Regions from separate parts of the Homo sapiens genome. Here region 1 is linked to region 2. A link is a contact called in ENCODE Hi-C data. All regions are on one chromosome and are shown on one strand. Each heading gives the region's core, a stretch centred on a gene start or an enhancer-like site at or near the end of the contact. The rest is flanking DNA. Distances are from core to core; before and after follow the strand shown. Region 1 holds the start of REXO1 (RNA exonuclease 1 homolog). Region 2 has its middle 6.3 kb from the start of ONECUT3.

Region 1 (6,368 bases), core at 3,274-5,773, 100 kb after region 2:
TTCTCGCCTGACTCGGGGCCTCAGAGTTTCCGAGGAGAGCTGGCAAGCCCTAACAGATCAGTAGGATCCCAGGGCTCACCTGCCTAGCAGGGGTATGGGAGGCTGTCACCGACACCGGAGAGCCAGGCCTGCTTCAGGCCCATCCTTGGAAGGTTTCAAGTTCCCTTCTGTGCCCAGCCCACAGAGGCTGGCAGCAAAAACGGCAGAGGAGGCAGGCAGGGCCCCGGCCCACCCACATCCAACCCAGCACTGCCAGTTACCAGCCACGCGTACACAGGTGAGCAGCCTCCCGGCGCTGGGCCTCAGTTTCCTCATCTGTAAACTGGGAAGAGCCACTCCCACTGCTGTTTGGGGGTCACAGGCAGAGTCCGCCCAGTACTGCTGTGGTAGTGGCCAAGTCAAGAGGTAGGGACCCCAGAGCCCATGTGAGGGGCCACATCTGAAGAGCCAGAAGGAGGAGGACCCCTGCCTGACCCGACTCTGCTAGAAGGCTCAGGAGATACTGGGTACATGGTGGCTGGGCTTCAGGAGATATTGGGTACACGGTGGGTGGGCTTCAGTAGATACTGGGTACACAGTGGGTGGGCTTCAGGGCTCCCCATGTACCTGGGGCTGCTCCCTGAGCGCCTCTACCCCAGGACTCCTGCCCTCTACAGATGCAGTTCTGGAGAGTCGCCTGGAGCCCCAGCTGGGACGCCGCCAACAGCCCCACCCAGAACCACTGGCACCGGGCTGCCAGATCCTGAACCCGACTGCGGGATCCCCGAGGGCAGGAGCTGTGCGCCCCGCACACACGTCTGCCGCTCACTTTGCAGTATAGGATGGCCCCTTCCCCAGGCCTGGGACTGTCCTGCTGGGGCCTGAGTCAGCCTGTGGCGCAGCACTAGCATCCCCTCAACGTGGTGCCCTCAGCCTCTGCCTCCCTCAGGAGAAGCATCATCTGGGAGCACGTTCCTGCCGGAGCTGTGAAGCCCTGAGCTGGGGCCCACCGCACCTCTGGAGAGCCCTGGACTTTCCTGCAATCCTCCCCGGAAGGGTTCCCTCTCCTGGAAGACAGTGTCCTGCCTCTCAGTAGGACACAGACTCCCTGAGACACCACAGGGAGTGCGGGGCAGTGGGCAGAGGCCTGGGTTCTGAGGTCAGATGGGAGGAAGGTGGGATCTAGCCCTGCCCACTCCACATAGACAACCGAGGCCCCTCACCTACCACCAGGCTGCAGCCAAGGCCCAGGCAGCAGAGAGCGGCCACTGGGGGGATAGTAACGCTCATTCCCAACTCACAAGGCTGGGATAGAACGTGCCCCTCTAGGCCGGGGATGCACATCCCTGCGTCCCAGGGCTACACGGTGCCCGCCGTAAGGGCTGCTGGACCATCCCTCCAAGCCACCCTGGGCAGGTCCAGCCGGCTCTGAAATGGCTGTGCAGCCCAGCGCGGTGCTTCACGCCTGTCATCCCAGCACTTCAGGAGGCTGAGGAGAGAGGATCGCTTGAGTCCAGGAGCTCAAGACCAGCATGGGCAACAAAGTGAGACCCCGTCTCGGCAAAAATTTTAAACATTAGCGAGGTGTGATGTCACATGCCTGTGGTCTCAGCTAGTCAGGAGGCTGAGCCAGGTGGATCCCTTGAGTCCAGGAGGTCGAGGCTGCAGTAAGCTGTGATCGCACCACTGCACTCCAGCCTGGGTGATAAAGTGAGACCCTGTCTCAAAAATTAATTCATTAAATAAAATGGCTGAGCAGGTCCAGGGATAAGAGCCCAGAAGGAAACCTGAGTCCTTCAGCAGTGCTGCTCAAGGTCGCCAATGACCCGCTGAGCCTGTGACCCAGGGCCCAGGAGCACCAGCCACCTTCCTGTTCCCGTCGCAGCTCCGCCAAGCCTCCCAACCCTGCCTGCCTTGGTGCCCTCATCAGATGCCCTCTCCTTCTCCCAGAGGCCCTGGAGGCTCCAGCCCTGCCCTGGCCAGGTGGTAGTATGGGCAAAACACGTTCCTCGATAAGCCTCCGTTTCCCCACCGGCAGCAAATAGCTCACAGGGTCACCATGCAGCGCGTGTCCAGCACAGAGCATGGCCCCACAGGTGCTCCAGGGCTAGCTGAGGGCTTTTCACCTGAACCTCTGTCCACTCTCAATCCTGGGAGGCCAGCGTTCCTGTCTATCTCCTCTCTGGAGGCCGCTGCCCTGTGCACCCTAAAATCCCCTTGAGAAGACATGGCAAAGGCTAGATCACGCCAGCCTCTTCAAATCTCATAGGAAACTGGGTGTGTGTAAATCTGGAGGTGTGGACATGGGACATGCATCCCCCCCTGTCCTCAGAGGGCAGCCTGATGAACATGTCACGGAGGCGGAAACAGAGGGTCAGAGAAACCTCACCGCAAGGAAGATGGATCCTGCCTTCTGCGGGGGGAGGCAGTCTTCTACCAGACAGTAACAAGAAGCCCTACCACCCCACCAGAGATGGGAAAAGGAGTTCATTCTCACCAGCAAAAGGGAAATGCAGACACGCCATGGTAAGAGGCAGGCAGCTGCCTTTTTCCCATAGGAACGGGGGGCAGACAGGAAGACGACATCACCAAAGGGACCCTCAAAAATAAGCCTTTGGGAAACAAATGAGCCATTTGGGATGCAGACAGATATCATAAGCCTGACTTGCGCCGGGTGCAGTAGCTCACACCTGTAACCCCAGCACTTTGGGAGGCCGAAGCAGGAGGTCGGCTCGAGGCCAGGAGTTTTGAGACAAGCCTGGACAACATAGCGAGACCCTATCTCCACGAAAACATACAAAGTTAGCCAGGCTTGGTGGCACCCGCCGCCCATAGTCCCAGCTACTCAGGAGGTTCAGGCAGGAGGATCCCTTGAGCCCAGGAGGTCGAGGCCTCAAAGAGCTGTGATCGCACCACTGCACTCCAGCCTGGACTATAGAGTGAGACCCTGTCTCTAAAAATAGGGTTAAAATGAGCATCGTGAGTCTGGTGTCACAGCCTCCGAGAAGCCTCTCCCACGCGTTGCCTTCTTCACCAACTCCCAGCCCCCGCCAAAGCCGGCTGCGTGCTCCCAGGACATCACGACCTATGCTACGGGATCTGTAGGCACAGCTGTCGGCAGGTCCCTGAGAGCACAGCCGGCATCGTACGCAGCTCTGAATCCCCCGCCTCAAACACAGCGAAGACGCTGGGCTGTGGGGAGCTGACAAGTGATTGCTTGCATCTGTCCACCTGCAAACAACCGCCCACAGGTGCAGGTGTCCCAAGCACACTTATCAGGGAAATCAGAAAAAAATGCTACCTTTTCTGGCAAAACAGGAAAATAAACCTATTCTTAAATCCTAGAGAAGATGTTTCTCTTTTGCAGGAAAAGGTTCTGAGCTGAGACTGTTTCATGGTTAAAGTAAAAACAGTGCTTGAAACTCACGCCCAATGAGGAAATCTGGGACGAAGGAAGTCAGGGGCTGGGTGAAGCAGAGAGCCACTATCAAGGGACAGAGGTAACAGGGGAGTCTGAATGACATCACACTCGATAACCCTCCCTCCACGACTTTCCTTGCGATGTCCCTCTTTTTCTCCAATCCAAATCCCACATCTCCTCCAAGAAACGCTGCCATGACGATGAAAACCACCATGACGCTGTGAGGTGGAGTCCACCAACGTCCTCTGCCCGACCAAAAGCATGGAATTCCTCGGAGCCCACTCGAGTAAGCTTTGACTTCCTCCCTGCCAGTCATGCTGGACACAGGGCTCGACAAACACAAGAGACGATCCTCGGACCATCCTAACTCAACGACTGGAGACTGAGGTGGCCGCTGCCAGAGGCGCGGCCGGAGGAAACGTCATGGAAATAAACAAGGGCGGCCACAAGCACATGGGGTCCGGGAAGCGGCGGGCGCCAATCAGGGGCAGGAGGAGTCCAGGACCTGCCTAGCGCCGGCCGCGCCCGTCTCCCGAGCCCCCTTGTGTCAGGCCCGGTGCCCGGTACTCAACATGCGCTCGCACTCCGCCCTCTAGACAGCCCTGGCAGGACGCGTCCTCCTAGTTGACATTTCACACTCGTGAAGACGAAGGCTTAGGGACATCTAGTGCTTTGCACCGGGTCCCAGGGTGGGTGGTTCCGGTCCCGACTGGGAAAACCGTCGCCCGCGAACGTGTGGGGAGGAGGCTGGGCCGAGAACGGGGACCCCGGGCGGGACCGGGGTGGGGTCCAGACCCGGGCAGGGGAGCCGAGCCCAAGGCAAGCAGGCGGGCGGGCATTACCTGCTGCGGGGGGCGCCTCTCCGCCGTCACCGGGCGCGCCGGAGCCCCGGGCCCCGCGGTGCCGGAAGTGGCAGTAGGGCCGCCGGCAGGGCCCCCCGGGCGCCCCAGACCAATAGGGGCAGTCAATGGCCCGGAAGAAGCCAGTGGAGCGTAGCATGGTCCGTCCCGCGGCGGGGCCCCGGCCCGGAGCCGCCCGGGCCCCAGGGCCCCCTCACTGGCGCCGCGGTCGCCGCCGCCCGCGCCTCACGGACCCCGCCGCCGCCATCTTGCTCCGAGGCCCCCGGAGGCCCTCGGGACGCCGCCGCAAGGGACCCCGGGAGGGGCTGCCCGCAGCGCGCCTGCTCAGAAACGCCTGCTCCTGCGCGACCAAGGCTGGTGACGGACCCCTGGGCCGGGACAGACGGCCGCGGGAGGAAGTAAGGAGGGCAGGGGCTGCCCTGCCTGCGGTCTCCGGGAGCCTCGCCAGCGCCGCCGCCCGACCTTCGGCGGCTGTAGCGGCGCCATCTTGAGCCCCAGGCCCCTGCGGCGCCAGGGCTGTCCACGGCGCGCCTGACCAAAAAAGCCCCGCGGGGCCCGCTATTACTCATTTGCATATTATTTCCTTTCGTTAGCATATCACCTTAAGGCGCCCTCTGCTGGACGAGGAGAGTTCTGCGGGGAGGTGGCCTTAAACCTGGGCCAGGTGAAACTCATGGTTGAATTACTCCGTTCACAGTCTTTAAAAATCCCCTCGCCCTGGTATACAGCTGGCTCTCAAGAAACGCCTTAATCTCCCCAACCTCGACTCTTGTCATCAGTCTAATGACCAGGTCCACGTTCACTCATTTGTTCAACAAATATTGAGCGCCTACTGTATACCAGCTAGAGGGTGCATTTTAACAGACAAACGAGGAACAAGGCTGGGATGGGGCAACTCTGTAGTCTGGTGGAGTAGGCCCACGTCTTAATGGGAAGTTTAACCTGGTGCATTTTGGTGGGATTGTAAAATAGTGCCACTGCTATGTAAAACAAAAAACCCAAAAAGTTTGTTTTTAAGAGACAGGGTCTTGCTCTGTCACCCAGGCTGGAGAGCAGTGGTGCGATCACGGCTCACTGCAGCCTCGACTTCCCTGGCTCAGGTGATTCTCCCACCTCAGCCTCCCGAGTAGCTAAAACCACAGGTGTGCACCATCATGCCTGGCTAATTTTTTGTATTTTGTGTAGAGATGGAAAAAGTTAAACAGAATTACCCTATGAGCAACTCTATTCCTGGGTATACACCCAAAAAGAATAGAAAGCAAAGTCTTAGGTCGGGCACAGTGGCTCATGTCTGTAATCCCAACACTCTGGGAGGCTGAGGCGGGTGGATCACTTGAGCCCAGGATTTCAAGACCAGCTTGGCCAATATGGCAAAACCCTGTCCTACTAAAAATACAAAAATTAGCTGGGCGCGATGGCTCACGCCTGTAATCCCAGCTCTTTGGGAGGCCGAGGAGGGAAGATCAACCGAGGTCAGGAGTTTGAGACCAGCCTGGCCAAGATGGCGAAACCCCACCTCTATTAAAAATACAAAAATTAGCTGGGCGTGGTGGCGGGCGCCTGTAGTCCCAACTACTTGGGAGGCTGAAGCAGGAGAATCACTTGAACCTGGGAAGCGGAGGTTGCAGTGAGCCAAGATTGCACCACTGCACTCCAGCCTGGGTGACAGAGTGACAGTCCGTCTCAAATAACAATACAATGGTTAAGATGACAAATTTTATGTTATGTGCATGTGATTTTACCACAATTATAAATAAATGACAGGATGCAATGATGAGGGGACGTGGGTTGGGATGGGTCATGGGCGACTCTGCAGAGGACCTGATCTAATCTCAAAGCTGTCCTATCATGGGCAGTGGAGGCGTAGACTCCCTGTCATGGCTCCTGATGATGCGTGAGAGATGAACTCTCATTTATGCGATTGCTCCATCCGTGCCGGCTGGTGTCGGTCATTCATTCAGCAAATAGTTACTGAGCACCTACTGTGTGCCACAAAATGCTAGAAACATCCATAAGCAGAGCAGAGAACCCCACTCTGGTGGAGGTGATGGTGTAGGCAGGGAGGCCGACAATGAACACAGCAATAAGTGAGACAGCCTGAAGCCAGG
Region 2 (6,654 bases), core at 2,577-5,076:
GTAGAGACGGGGTTTCACCATGTTGGCCAGGCTGGTCTCAAACTCCTGACCTCAGGTGATCCGCCCACCTCAGCCTCCCAAAGTGCTGGGATTACAGGTGTCAGCCACTGCACCCCGCCTGACGATTCTTAAAGAAGCAAAATCCAGGCCCCCACCCCAGCCCGGCCCCACACCAGCTGGCTCCCAGGAGGCCTGGGCTCTGCCTCGAGCACCCCATTCACTCCTCTCCTGCAGCCCCAGCATTTCTACCCATTGAGAGGAATCAAAAAACAGCCCCAGCCCCAGGAAGGTGGAAGGAACAGAAAACCAGGGCTGGTGCCCACAGGGAAACTGGAACAAACCCATAAAACTGAGGCTGGTGAACCCCAGGCCACCTAACTCCAACTGCACGGGAGCCCCGGTACCATCTCCCCAGAATCCGCCCCTCAGGCCTCAGTTTGCTCACCTGTGAAGTGGGGCCTGCACCGCCCAGCTCAAGGGACTATGAGGGAATCTGCGCAGATGGGGACAAAGCAGCCTCCCTTCGCTTTGTGCAAACCTCTCCTCCTTGCCCCGGCCTCCTCCTGGCCTCCAGAGCAGAGCTGGCCCCCGACTCCAGCTCCCCCAGGATCGATGGGAGGATCAATTCCAGCAGCAGCACCGGGCTGTGGGGGGAGGGGGGCTCCTCTGGGAAGCCTCCAGTTCCCCTCCTCCCTCCCCCTCCTTTCCTCCCCCCTCCCCTTCCTCCCCTTTCTCACCCTCCTCCCATCTCCCCTCTGCTTCCTCCCCCTCCTCCTCTTCCTCCCCCTCCTCCCCATCCCTTCTTCCTCATCCTTTTCCCTCACCTCCCCCTCCCTCCTCCTCTTCCCCCCTCCAGCTTCTGTCCTCTGAGCCTGGCCCAGGATTCCTTGCCCCTCCCCCACCGGTCCACCCTGGCTGTTTATGGGGTGGGCAGAGGCTGGTGGCCGCCCTTGTCACAGCCTTTCCTGAGCACTGTCAGATGTCCTCAAGGGTGCACTGTGTGTGTTTTATCCCCATTCCACAGATGGGGAAACTGAGGCTCCAGAAGGGTCCCTGATGTGGGAAATGAAGGCGGGGCTGGGATTTGAGTCTGGAACCCACCCTCAACCCCAAAGGGGAGAAGCCCCGGACACCACGCAGGCGCTTTGGGAATGAGGCACCCTTGGCGGATGGACTGGGCGGGCTGGGGTCAGAGGTCACCTGCCCTGCCCAGCAGCCGCATGGAGATCACCCAGTAGCCCTCAGGAGTCGGGGCTCCCACTTGTGAACCGGGTACGCCACCCCTGGAGATGCAGAGCTGGCTGGACACGCACCTACCTCCATCTTCTATTCCCCTCTGAGAGCTGGGGGCGGGTGGTTCTTTGGTTTTTCTCCAGGGAATGAGAGGCGCCCTCTCTGGGGGGTAAGAGCCTTGGATCTGCCTGTTTCCTCATCGGTAAAAGCAAGGGGTCAACAGGATGACCCCATCCCTCCCCAATCCCCTTCTCTTCTTGCCGGCGCTATGACCCCTGGGGAGCCCCTGCCCCCAGGCCTGGCAGCCCCCAGGGACCCTCCTACTGGGGCCTGCCACGGTGGGGGGACAATGTTTCCCATTTTCTGCGGAGCCCCCCAACTCTCACCTCCAGGCAGAGGTGAGGTGATGAGGGGCTGGAGGAGGCTCCCCCTCCAATTCCATCCTTGGGAAATGCCACCCTCTCACCTCCTGGCGCCCAGGGAGTTCAGTAATAACAGAAACGTTTTGTTTGGTTTTGCTTAAAGCGAGCAGGAGGGAGAGCGCGAAGCCAACGGCTCCTGCCCAGCCCAATTGTGGGGATTTACCATGGAGGCGATTACTGAGCGGAACTGCGGGCGGCTCTGCTCGGAGGGTCCCGTGCTTGTTAGGGAGGTGGGAGAAACAGCAATTACAGCTGTTAGCACCGAGGGGAGGGGAGGAGGGGGAAGGAGAAACGGAGGAAGCAGAGGAGAGGGGAGCAGGGAGAAGGAAGAAGGAAGAGTGGATGGGGGAGGGAGAGGAGGCTGGAAGGGAGGAGGGGAGGGCTGGAAGGAGAAGGGGGAGTAGAAGGAAGGAAAGGGAGGAGCCAGGAGGGAGACTAGGAATGGGAGGAGGGGGGAAGAGGGAGAGGAGGAGGGGGAAGGAGGGGGGAAGGGGGAAGGAAAGTAGAGGAGGGGGTAGGAGGAGTGGGAAGAATGGGGAAGGATGGGGAGGAGGGAGAAGGGGGAGTAGAAGGGGGAAGGATGGGGAGGGAGGGGAGAGGAGGAGTGGGAAGAATGGGGAAGGATGGGGAGGAGGGGCAGGAAGGGGGAGGAGGGAGAGGAGGAGGAGGATGGAGGAGGAGTGGGGAGGAAGAGGGAGGGTGAGGAGGAGGGAGAGGAGGAAGGAAATGGAGGAGGAGTGGGGAGGAAGGGGGAGGATGGGGGAGGAGGGAGAGGAGGAGGGAGATGGAGGAGGAGGGGGAGGAAGGGGGAGGATGGGGAGGAGGGAGAGGAGGAGGAGGATGGAGGAGGAGGGGGAGGACGAGGTAGGAGGATCCTCACCCTTCAAGAGCATCAAGTTTTCCTCCCCAGTGGGAGAAGCTGAGGCCCAGAGAGAAGTCTCTGCTCTGACACCCCACAAGAGCTTTCCCAACCAACAGGCCCCTCTGGGACTCCCTCTATGCCCTGCCCAGGGCCCCACAGGGCTCGCTCTGCTTCCTGCTCTCTTGCTGCAGGCCTGGAGCTGGGAGGTGGGCAGGTGATGGCCAGAGCAGGAGGCGGCTGGCCCCTTCCCCTGTCCGCTGCCTCAAATGATTAACCAGTGCGGCTGGAGTGAGGAGTGGACACTGGGAGCCGGTTCCTCAAATACCCTCCACACCTTTGACCGGCGCATGGGCCAGAACGGGGGACCCCTCCAGCTCAGGCTGAAGAGCTCCCCCAACTGCCGGGTCCAGAGGGTCCTGCGCTCCCTGGGATCGCCCGAAGGGCTGGGTCGGAGGGGGACCCTGGCGCAGGGAACGTTCTCTGTAACTGAGATCCGCGTTTCTACTCAGGAGCTCAGCTGAGACTCTCTGCGTGGCCAACCCTCTCCAGAGACCGGCTCCACCGCCAGCCAGATTGGATGCTGAGCGTGTCCACACAGCACGCACTCACTGGGACTCAGCGTGCTGGGACTCAGCTCCCCGCCGCCCAGTCCCTCGGGCCTAGGTCAGCTCGCCAGCTGGTGGCCTGAGGCAGATCTCAGGACCTCCCTGTGCCTCAGTTTCCTCACCTGAAAAATGGGAATAATTGGAGTTGCTTCCTCAGAGTACCCCTGCCCCTAGCTCCCTGCAGGTACAGTGGGGATGGGGCAGGAGATAGAGCGGGGACCTGCAGGACGTACCCCTCCCCCAGGGAATGGGGGACGCCACCCCACCCCTGGCGAGCCCGGAAGGTGGCTGCTGATTGAACAATGGGAGAAACAAGCTTTCTTCTAGCGCAAGGTGACTCACCTGCTGGCCCAGGGACAAAGCTCCCCCAGCCACTCCCCACCGCCCGCCACCCCCCACCGCCCGCCACACACACACACACACACACATACACACACACACACCGCACAGCACGGAGAGGGGGTGAGTCATTCCACCCCACCACATCTGTGATGGCCTCCCTGGGTGCGTACTAACCTGTGGGGTGGGGGGATTATACTAAGGGCCGCCCGGGACCCTCCCTGCTTGGCCTCACAGCCAGGGAGAGAAGGCCCAACCACCCCCAGCCTGGCATTCAAGGCCTGGCTTTGAACACATGCCCCCCCCCCACACACCCCAGCTTCATTCAGTTTTATCTCATTGACTCATTCAACAAACATTCCCTAATGAAGTCCTGTGAGGGCCCCGAAACTGGGCTAACGCCAGACGCCTCCCCAGCCCCACCGCCTCTTCCTCAGATGACAAGGAGTCTTTTCGTCCTTCCATTGGCCTACCTGACTTGGACTCCTACACATCCTACAAAACCCAACCTCAGGGCTCCTCCTCCAGGAAGGGAGGACTGCCGCCTCCCCAGTTCTGATCTCAGGGGGATGGGGATGACTTTTCCCCTCCCTAAGTATGGGAGCCCCAGCGGGAGGGACAGAGGCTGTGGCCGCAGCTCTAGGGTGGTGGGGGCAGGGGAGCAGGAGTGATCTGAGAAGTTTGCTAAATCCAGCGAATGGCCTGGTTCCCCTCCCCCATCCCCGGTCTGCAGATTCTGCCTAAGGAGGTGCGAATCCCTTCCCCTTTCCCCATTCCCCATTCCCCAGTCCAACACCCCCTCCCCACCCAGAGGTCCACGAGGCGAGACAGACCCAAAGAGAGAGGCAAGGACGTGGGCGTTGGTCGGTCTTGCGGGGAGGAGGTGCCGTGCTCTCCCCACTTCCTGACCCAGCAGAAAGCGCCCGGGCGTGTCCAGATAAACCGCGCCTTAATCGAGGCGCCATTCCGGCCCGGAACAGGCCAGGCCCAGGTGAGGCTCAGAGCCAGATGCGCCCAGCCTAACCCACCTGGGGACGCCCCTCGGACCCTCCCGGGGCGGGGTCCTCACTCCCGACCAGGACCTCTGTCTCTGCATCTGCGAAGTGGGCGCCCCCAGGCCTGTGCTCCCCCCACCCACCTGTCGTCTCGTCTCGGCTTTCAGGGTGCAGAGTGGACACTCCCAGGTGTCCAAGCCGGCGAGCTCGGGTCCCGCAGAACCGGCGGCCCTGGAGACGCCCCGAGGGCAGCCCCGCTGCAGCCTTGCTCGGGTCCCCTAGCCCGGCGCCTCCGCAAACCAACCCACCGCGGGCCGCCGAGCCCCGCTCCGGGATCCGCCGGCTGCCTCCATCCCAGAAGAGTGCGCAGAGAATTAAATCTAGATATTTACATGTTTAATGGCTAAAGGAGCCTGTCTTCTGGCAGGGCAGGGAGGGCGCTCAGGTGGTTTAACTCAGCGCCGGGATCCCGCTCAGCTGCGGGGGCCGCGAACCCCGCCGCTGGGCCGACGATTGGGCCCCTCCGGAGCGCGGCGCCCAACGCGGGTTTCGTTGCGTCGGGGAAGTCCGTGGCCTGCAGCGTCCAGTCCCCAGGCTGTCAGCCGAGCCCTGGAGTGGGGCGTTCTCCAGGCCCCCAACCCCTGATCCAGGCCGTTCCCCTCCCGCGCACCCTCCGGCGGGGGCTGCAGCCCGCGCCCCTCGCCGCCAAGCCCCATTTTCCCACAGTGCAAACTGCAGCAAACGAACTGGTTTTCTCCTGAGCGCACGCTGCGGGGAGACGATTCCAACGGCGTCCAGTGAGGAGGGGCCCAGGCCTGCGAGACGGGGCGCGTTCCTGTCCCCAGACCCCTCCGGCTGCGCCTCAACCCCCAGCCCGGCTCTCTGACCTGCATCGGTCGGGCCGGGCACAGAGGAGGCAAAGCAGGCGGAGGCCGCGAGAGGAGAGCAGCCTGACCTCCCGCCTGAGCCCGGACCCTTCCCCTCGGGCACCCTCGGACGCCCCCGCCCCAGCGTGTTACTTTCTAGATGGGGAAACTGAGGCGCGGCCAGGGCGATGCGGCGGAAGTCCCGCGCCCGGCCGTCTCCCGCGCCTGCCAGACAGAGCCCCGAGAAGAGGGCATAGAATTCCCTCCTCTAATTGTGTCCCAGAACTCTGGGACGACGGAGGCCAAGCTGCTGAGGGAGGGGACGAGGACGCGGGGCCCCAGGGACCAACCCCTCCGCTCCCCGGCCAGCCGCGGCCGCCCAGCCTCGGTGCCCCGGCGCAAACAAGCGCGGTGTTTGCCGAGCGCGAGGCGGGCGGCGCGGCCCGAGAGCGATGAGGATTCGATGGAGCCGCTCGCCGCGGCGGGGGCAACGGAGCCCGGGCGGGCGCGGGGATCGATCGGGCACAGCTGTCGCCTAAGAGCCCGCGGGAGCATCCACCCGCGGGCCAGAGCTGCCCGGGCGCCCCGCAACTGCGGGCAGGAAATCCGGGACGTCGGGCCCGCCAGGGGCGAAACCCCAAAGTCGCGACACCCGGGGTGGGGAGGTCAGGACGTCCCCACGGCCAACGTGGAACCTTCGGGAGCCGCGCGCTCAGCCTCGCCGGGACCCCCGCCAGGCCGTAAAAGCCCAGAGTCTCCCCCCAAATCTAAATAAAATCCCCAGACCCCGCCCGAACGAAGGCGGCTGGAGTCCAGAGGGAGAACTCCTGCCACACACTAGGCACCGGCGGCCGGGATTTGGGGCGCCCGCAGGTTTCGGGGGCCGGGAGTGGGAGCAGAGCGGATCTAGGGCTGCGGCTGGGCTTGGGTGGGGCGCGCATTCATTGCCATCGTTTAGTAAAACCTCGCTTTAATAAAAGCAGGGAGGGGTGCGCAGAGCCCGGACACTTTCATTTCGGTGGGAGACAAATCGAATCAGAAAGTCAGTTGGGGGCGCACTGTGCAGGGTTCTGGGGGAGCCCCAGGAAAGGAAAACTTGAGGTATCTGACTCTGCCTTTGATATTTTTAGCTGCAATGGGAGAGTCAATAACAACAGGGAAGGTGGTGTGTCCAAAAATGGGGGAGGTGTGGAGGATTAAAGAGGGGGTTCAAGCTTAGGGGGTCCGTTTAGGGAGTTTGAAGCCGTGGAGAGTGCGCACCCCTGGGGCATGGGTGGAGGCCCCCAGTCCTCCCCTCCACCCGCGGGACTCTCCAAGCCCTGAGGTTGGCAG

The links. Hi-C counts contacts between places; a loop is a spot of excess contacts on that map. Pooled maps may share reads with other maps.
Region 1: a pooled map shows a loop between it and region 2 (2.9-fold over the local background). The contact joins the promoter of REXO1 here to the enhancer-like site in region 2. A Hi-C loop is called at or near these places in 2 of 50 pooled maps.

Annotation. Positions count from the first base shown.
Region 1 is chr19:1,843,960-1,850,327 of GRCh38, forward strand. REXO1 (RNA exonuclease 1 homolog) reads right to left here and starts at 4,524. Exons shown (of 16, transcript NM_020695.4): 1 at 4,243-4,524. The coding sequence starts at 4,399. RefSeq lists a silencer at 4,252-4,721 and enhancers at 4,742-4,891, 4,912-4,991.
Region 2 is chr19:1,743,890-1,750,543 of GRCh38, forward strand. No RefSeq gene overlaps it. Among named protein-coding and RNA genes, the nearest start is that of ONECUT3, 6.3 kb to the right of the region's middle. RefSeq lists a silencer at 63-285 and enhancers at 3,225-4,424, 3,982-4,501, 4,502-5,020, 4,547-4,596. Within about 2 kb of position 3,827, at least 5 of the 41 ENCODE cell types and tissues checked have a DNase peak (open chromatin) inside an H3K27ac peak, as active enhancers do.